Regions from separate parts of the Mus musculus genome. Here region 2 is linked to region 1. The links are chromatin contacts, found by Hi-C or POLR2A ChIA-PET in ENCODE. All regions are on one chromosome and are shown on one strand. The core of a region is the stretch at or near the end of the contact, and the rest is flanking DNA. Distances in the headings are between cores, read along the strand shown.

What was found. Hi-C counts contacts between places; a loop is a spot of excess contacts on that map. ChIA-PET counts read pairs that join two places held with the same protein, here RNA polymerase II (POLR2A).
Region 2: a loop to region 1 is called in a map of T-helper 2 cell, with 1.9 times the contacts of the local background. The contact joins the promoter of Ghdc here to the enhancer-like site in region 1. A Hi-C loop is called at or near these places in 1 of 37 maps with a recorded cell type or tissue (T-helper 2 cell). POLR2A ChIA-PET finds 5 or more read pairs at or near these places in 1 of 5 experiments (Patski).

Annotation. Positions count from the first base shown.
Region 1 is chr11:100,803,451-100,807,077 of GRCm38, forward strand. It overlaps Stat5b (signal transducer and activator of transcription 5B), which reads right to left. Exons shown (of 19, transcript NM_001113563.2): 3 at 1,420-1,576. Among named protein-coding and RNA genes, the nearest start is that of Ghdc, 34 kb to the left of the region's middle. Within about 2 kb of position 2,126, at least 1 of the 3 ENCODE cell types and tissues checked has a DNase peak (open chromatin) inside an H3K27ac peak, as active enhancers do.
Region 2 is chr11:100,768,782-100,772,904 of GRCm38, forward strand. It overlaps Ghdc (GH3 domain containing), which reads right to left and starts at 2,176. Exons shown (of 9, transcript NM_031871.1): 1 at 2,098-2,176; 2 at 1,289-1,569; 3 at 875-996; 4 at 247-748. The coding sequence starts at 1,556.

The DNA of each region.
Region 1 (3,627 bases), core at 876-3,375:
ATGGATAATAGAGACAGAATAGTAAGTAAAAGTTTGTGTGAATGTTAAACACACTAAATTGAATAACTGTATTGTGACCCTGTAAGGGAAGTTCATGTTCTTAGAACATACATGCTGAGATACTCAGGGGAGAGATGTATGTAACTTACTCGCAACTAGAAATGTGTGTGTGTGTGTATGTGTGTGTGTGTGTGTGTGTGCATGTGTACGTGAAGGTATGTGTGTGTATGTGTCTGCATCTGTATGTGTATGTTTGTATGTGTGTGTATTGTGTAACTATGTGTGTGTGTTGTATGAGTATGTGTGTATGTGTGAGAGTGTGTATGTGTGTATGTGTACATGTGTACATGAAGGTGTGGGGGCAGGAAAGGGAGAGAGGAGCGTGAGAGAGATGATGATGTAAATGAACCTGAGCATATGAAGGGGGCCTTGTTGTACCTCTGCTGCAACTTTCTGCAAATTCAAAATTATTTTGAAATAAGAAGTTAAAAGAGAGTAAAAGTCATGGCTGGGAGTGGTGCTTACCTACAGCCCATACTGGGGGTGGAGTGGAATTGATGCAGGAGGATCCCCAGTTTGAGGCCAATCTGACCTAAATAGTGAAACTTTTCATTTCTTTTTAAATAAAGATTAGTTTCTATTTTTATTTCTGTGTCTGTATGTCACTTGTGGGTGGATGCCTGTTGAGGTCAGAAGAGGGCTCCAAGCCCCAGGTTACTGTGAGTTTCCTGATGTGGGTGCTGAGAGCTGAACCCAGGTCCTCTACAATAGCAGCACGCTGGCTGGTTTTCTATCAACCTGACACAAATTAGAGTCATCAGAAGAGGGCGCCTCAGTGGAGAAAAATGCCTTCTTATGATAGGTTTGGGTTGTAGGAAAGCCTATAGGGCATTTTGTTAATTAGTGATTGATGTGGGAGGGCCCAGCCCATTGTGTGTGGGGCCGCCCCTGGGCTGGTGGTTCTGGGAGCTATGAGAAAGCAGGCTGAGCAAGCAATGGGGAGCAAGCCAGTAAGCAGCATTCCTCTATGGCCTCTGTATCAGCTTCTGCCACCAACTTCCTGCTTTGTTTGGGTTCCTGTCCCGACTTCCACCAATGACGAACTGTGATGTGGAAGTGTAAGCCAGATAAACGGTGTTCTCCTCAATTCACTTTTGGTCATAGTGTTTCATCACAGCAATAATAACCCTAAGACAAGCAGGAAGCGCTCTTAACCACAGAACCAACTCTCCAGCCCCACGGTGAGACTCTTGTCTCAAAGAAGGTAACAGCCGCAACCACAAAGCCAATCAAAACCATGTGCGTGAAACACACATTTCTACGATGCCGGGTTAAAGATCAGAACACGTGTCTACAGAAAATTAAATGAAGAAGTCCTCAAGAGGGCAGGGCCTAAGTGTGGCCAGTGTTTGTACCCACCTGGAGCTGTGTGGCATAGTGCCCCAGCTTGATCTTCAGCAAAAACCCATCTTCCCCCACCTGGTGCTCCGCCTTCTTCTGCAGCTCCTGCACCAGGCCCTCCAGGAGCTGGGTGGCCTTAATGTTCTCCTGTGGATTATCAAGATCTATTGAGTCCCTAGGGGAAAAAAATTACACAATCTGTATACATACATGCATAGGAGCCTGTACACATGCAGCCTTTACATACTACATTTGTTTTGTGGGTGCTGGGATTATAGGTGTGAGCCATCATGGGAGTCTGGAACGTGATTTCTTCTATAATTCACGGGTTAAGAAACACCCCGACATAAGTTGGCTAAATGTCTACAATGCCTGACTCTACAATTCTTTTAGCTGAGCTTTACACTTCTTTCTCTAAATACTCCTTCCTCCCTTCCCTTTACTGACTGACTCTGATATTAACCCACCCCCTCCTAGGAATAAAGGGAATAAGGGGTCTTCTAACTTCCAGTTTATACTCGTATCTCCAGGGTATGTGGGACAGGGTATATAGTTCTGCATGTTCTTTCCAACCTTGACTGGCTCCAGGCCCCCAGTCACTGCCCTTCCTAAGGGACCCTGGAAGGGAGGCATCAGGACAGAAGATGCCTACAAGTATTCACACCCAGGAGAATAGTCTGTCATCACTGCAGATATGGGACCTGGAAATAACACTGACTCCTCCAGTGAAGGCGAGAAGCCAGTCCCCAGACCTCGTGTCATCCTGAGCTGTTCAGCTGGTGACAGGGGTTGGGTCCACTTCCTCCTTATCTTCTTTCTTTTTGTCCTTAAAAGATTTTTGTCTACTAAGTTAGGCAACAATTGCTGCTGGGTAATACTTAAGTGACTTAGCACGCTGACAAACCAAACAGCTGTCAGGCTGAAATAATATCTAATTACTGCTGACCAGGTCCACAGCCAGGGAAGAGAGCCAGCGGCAGCTAAAAGACAGCCACCCACAAATCCCTGAAGTTAGCAAGTGGCTGGTGGCAAACAGCTAGGCAGACGCGCACCAAAGCCCTGAGACGACCTTACCAGAGACCACCCAACCTGTGTCTGGAAAGGGTAGGGACAAAGCCAATTTTTAGAAGTGTATTCTCTATGGGTTGAAGAAAATATGTATGAAGTGGAAGGCTAGACGGGCTGCAGGCACAGCCTTGCTCCTCTGTTCTGACTGGGAGCCCACTGTTGAAAGGATCTAGTCTTTTTTTGTTTGTTTGTTTTTTCAAGACAGGGTTTCTCTGTATAACCCTGGCTGTCCTGGAACTCACTTTGTAGACCAGGCTGGCCTTGAACTCAGAAATCCACCTGCCTCTGCCTCCCAAGTGCTGGGATTAAAGGCGTGCGCCACCACTGCCCGGCTGAGAGGATCCAGTCTTTGAACAGAACACAGGAGTCTGGTTCTCAATTTGGACTCAACCATAGCCTACAATCAGAGACTTCATGACAGCTTCAATACGAAGAGCTGGAAACTCTTCGGTGATATCTCTATTTCTCTATGGGGAAAAAACAAAACCCTACCTAAAACCCACGTTTTCCTTAATATCAACCCCAATTTCCCAAAGCTTATTCAATAAGTAGACTACTCAGGAGATCTGCTGGCTGAAAGCCCATTTGCCTAGGACTGTCTCGAGTTCCTAGGCTTAAGTAATTCCCCTGCCTCAGCTTCCTGAGTAGCTGGAATTACAGGAATGCGCTGTTGTACTCGAATAAACGAAAGTTGGCTTTTGTTCTCTCTTTTGTGGTATGGAGCCAGTCTGCTTAGCTGGACGAATGCTCTACCGCTGATCTAGCCTCTAAGTGAGATTTTTAATCAGCAGAAACTTCCTATTAATGTTTTCCGAAATCTCCCAAATCATTAAAACAGAAAGAAAAGGAAAAGGACTGGACTAATTGAGGTGTGTTTGATGTTCTCATATTTAGTCAGTTTTTCCCCCTCTTAATTATATGAAGCTGGGATTTTTTTTTTAATTGCCTTCCTTCGGCAGGCTTGTTTCTGAACGGAGCCTTGCTAACAAGCTGTAGCAATTACTGTAAGGCAACATCTCCAGTGGGTAGGGACAGCCTTCTCCCAGCAGCAACAAGGCTGGCTCTCCAAAGAGGAGCTCACCACCCTGGTCAAAGCCTGGCTAGTCTGATGAACTTGTGATGAACTTGGACACTCACGGACAGACTGAGGCCAACGAC
Region 2 (4,123 bases), core at 926-3,425, 35 kb before region 1:
GTGGTTCTGGCAGGGATCAGAGGTGGAAACAAATCCTGGTACCACCTGAGTCTGCCTGAGACACTTTGTCTCAGTGAACCTTAGTGTGCTCGGCTGTTAGTCAGAGCTAGTAACCCATACCATCCCAGGCACTGAGGAGGGTTGAAGAAGGTAAGTGTATGTGCCTCAATGCATGGTAGCTAGCTGTATGACATCTGCCCCCAGCCCCACCTGCATCCATCCAATCCCCCCCCGCATCAAGCTGACCTCCTGAGGCAGCATAAGCAGGAGAGAAGAAGGCTAGCCCTTGGCACCACAGGACCCTAAGGGCAGCCACAGCTTCTGCCTGTCCTCCTGAGTCCAGAGTCACCACCACCTGCAGCTTTGGCCAGAGCCGGCGGGCCAATCCTCGGGGTCCCTGCTCTAGGGCCTCCTTCAGCTCAGCGGCTCGTTTGGGGAGAAGCGTTCCCAGAATCCCAGCTGCTATGGCCTCAGCCAGTTCTTCACCATCAGCCTCCAAGCCCACAAAGACATCCAGGAGCTCCACTGCAGTCCTTGCCTCAAGTACCCTCAGCCCCGGGGATATCAATGCCTCCAGCAGCAGGGTCCGGGGGTCCTTGGCTCCATCGGGGCTTACCCGGCCCAGGGCGTGCCCAAGCCAGGGGACAGAGCAGGGCCATGGCGATGTAGGGGTCACACAGGCAGTACTTCCTGGAGCCAGCGCTTCTGGGTAGGCCTTGTTTAGGGTTATTAGACCCAGCAGGGTGGCCTGGAGGGAGACAGGAGGGCCTGTCATTCAGACCTTAGAACCAGACCCCAGCTACCATAGCGGGCCTTCTTTGTACCTCCTTTTGGGAGGGGTCTGCTGTTGTGAGGTGGAGGTACCTCTGTTTACCTGCAAAGAGGCGTCTCCATGGTACTGGGGGGAGGCAGGGGATGGGAGCGTCTCTTCACTTTCTTGCTCCTGAGTGTGGCTGGTTTGGGTCAGTGGAAGATGATTCCGGAAGGTTCTCATATCTGTAGACCCCCCCCCCAAAAAAAATCAGAAACTCCTCAGGAAGTGAGAAGACTGTGGAGAGCCTTGAGAAAGGAACCCAGAAAGGGCCTGGGAAATGAGGTGAAGGCTAGACCAGGGCCCAGCAAAGGAAAACCCATCCTAATAGGTGTCAGGTTGTAAGCCATGGTAGGGCTCTGCACCAGGCCACATCATATTGGTGGTAAATGAAGGGGCCCTTGAGTTCTAGAATCTGACTGCCTTGTGGGCTATTTTCTCTCCTTGGGTCACCTCCCCCAGGTGCCAGAAACACACCTGTGTCCTCCCTGGGGAGACAGCAGGAGCCCTGGGCTTTCTTCAGACACCACATGAGGGCCTGCTGCTGGCTCTGGCCCACATTCAACGTGCTCCGGTCTAGTCTCCACTGCTGCCAGGCGGCTGCCCAGCCCAGCATCCCCCAGGCCACTCGGTGTTGGAGACTGATCAGCCAGCATGGCCTGGCACCCCGAGACCTCTGCTGCCAGAGTATGGCCAGCAGGGGCACGAGGAGGAGCAGCAGCAGCAGCAGCCACAGCAGAAGCATCTCCAAGGAGCTCCTGGGAGAGGAATGGAATGGAATGGGGTGTGAGGGGGATAACCATGTCTTCCCACACACTCCGCCGCATACAGAAAACAGAGGAAGGAGACGACGGTGGTAGGAAGCCAGGGCCCTGTTAGGCAGGCAATATGGAAGAGAGACCCTCAAGAATCTGGCACCCTGGCCGGGCGTGGTGGCGCACGCCTTTAATCCCAGCACTCGGGAGGCAGAGGCAGGTGGATTTCTGAGTTCGAGGCCAGCCTGGTCTACAGAGTGAGTTCCAGGACAGCCAGGGCTACACAGAGAAACCCTGTCTCGAAAAACCAAAAAGAATCTGGCATCCTACTAACTGGCATCCTTGCTTCTCGAGCTAGAAGAACAGCTCTGACAGCTCCTCCCTCCTTCGTAAGAGGAGAGGGCTGGGCGTGACATTTTTACCCACTCCCAAGTGACTTTGCTTTCTCTCAGGATCTTCCCTGCCCTGGTCCCGTTTCCCAGTAGAGCCCTGGGTATATATATACACCTGTCACAGCCTATTTCTGCTTACTTTCAGCACCCCGGGACCCCTCAGGGTCCCTCAGTGTGTCTGGTCGCAGTCCTGAAAGTTGAAGTGATGACTTTAAAAGGCAGGGCTTGGGCAGGAAATCCGGCCTGACTGGGAGGACCCGGGGGTGGGGCGGAATGTTCTTAAAGGAACAAGTTACCTAAAAGGTAACTTGTTGAGTTGCTGGCTCAGGTTGGCAGATGGAGGGAGTTAAGGCCAGGGTGGCAAGATCGTCGAGAAAGACAGGGAGGTGTGTGTGGAAAGAGTGCTTGCTTTCCATTCAGGAGCAGATTCAGACTCAAGTAAAAACCACAGCTGCCGAGGTGTGGTCGTGCAGACTAGTTGTTGCAGCCCTAGGGTATGTGCCAGCAAGAGGTCAAGGTCAGCCGGGCAGTGGTGGTGCACACCTTTGATCCCAGCACTCAGGAGGCAGAGGCAGGTGGATTTCTGAGTTCGTGGCCAGCCTGGTCTACAGAGTGAGTTCCAGGACAGCCAGGGCTACACAGAGAAACCCTGTCTCGAAAAACCAAAAAAAGAAAGAGAAGGAGAGAGAGAGAGAGAAAGAAAGAGAAAGGTCCTGTTCCATCTCCACACCCCCCACCCAAAAGAGGACAAGGTCACCCACAGCTACAGCTACATAACAAGTTCAAGGCCAGTCTGAGCTACACGTCTTTTCTTTCTTTCTTTCTTTCTTTCTTTCTTTCTTTCTTTCTTTCTTTCTTTCTTTCTTTCTCTCTCTTTCTTTCTCTCTCTCTCTCTCTCTCTTTCTTTCTTTCTTTCTTTCTTTCTTTCTTTTTGGAAAGGGATGTTTGCCTCCCTCCTCACCTTTTGAAAATTTATTTATTTTATATGAGTACACTGGAGCTGTCTTCAAACACCCCAGAAGAGTGCATCAGATCTCATTACAGATGGTTGTGAACCACCATGTGGTTTCTGGGATTTGAACTCAGGACCTCTGAAGAGCAGTCAGTGCTCTTAACCACTGAGCCATCTCTCCAGCCCCATATCTTAAAAAAACACCACCACCACCACCAACAAAAAAAAAAAACCACAAAACCAAATAAACAAACCAAAAACCCATTCTACATAATGCATCTGCAATCCCTGCATTTGGGAGAGGCTGGGGAAGAGGAATGGCTCCACTAAGTCAGCGGCCAGTGTGGGCTACATAGCAGGTGCTGCCTTACAGGGTAAATAATAGCTTGTGAATAAGACCTTGTGGTGCATACTTTTAATCTCCACGTTCAGAGGCAGAGGTAGAAGGAGCTCTATGAGTTCAAGGCCAACCTGATCTACACAGTAAGTTCCAGGACAGCCAGGGCTATATAGAGAGTCCCTGCCTCAAATAAAATAAATAAAAGAATAACAAAACATCAACAAACAAATATCCAAAGTTGTCCCCAGTCTGTAAATCTCCACAAAATTAGTTAAAGAAAATGACTTCCACCTAGGTGGCCTTAAACCTGAATGCAGTGTGTGCCATAGGCAATCTGCTAAGAAACCTCCAAGACAGACATACATACAGACAGACAGACTGCAACCCACCCCCTTCTACAGACAAGCTGACACAGTCAGTTATACTATGGCAGGTCCTTAAGTAGGATGGCTTACAGCAGTTTGTCATATATGGGTCAATCAAATTTTCCTGGTAATTGGTGTGTCTGAATTTACTGACTTTATCTCAGAAAAGCAAAACCAAATACACAAATTAATTAAAAAACCAAAACCTACTTGAAATATTTATTTTGTTTTTAAACATTTTTTTATTGGTTCTTTGTGATTTCACAACATTGTCCCCTAATCCCTTATTTCTTATTTTAAGTGCTTTGATATTTTACCTGTGTGTGTCTCTGTGTGTGAGGCTTAGATCTCCTGGAACTGGAGTTACAGTTTGTGAGCTGCCATGTGGGTGCTGGGAATTGAACGTTGGTCCTTTGGAAGAGCAGCCAGTGCTAGCCCTGAAATATTTCTTTTTAGTGTGTGTGTGTGTGTGTGTGTGTGTGTGTGTGTGTGTCACAGATGCTTGTGA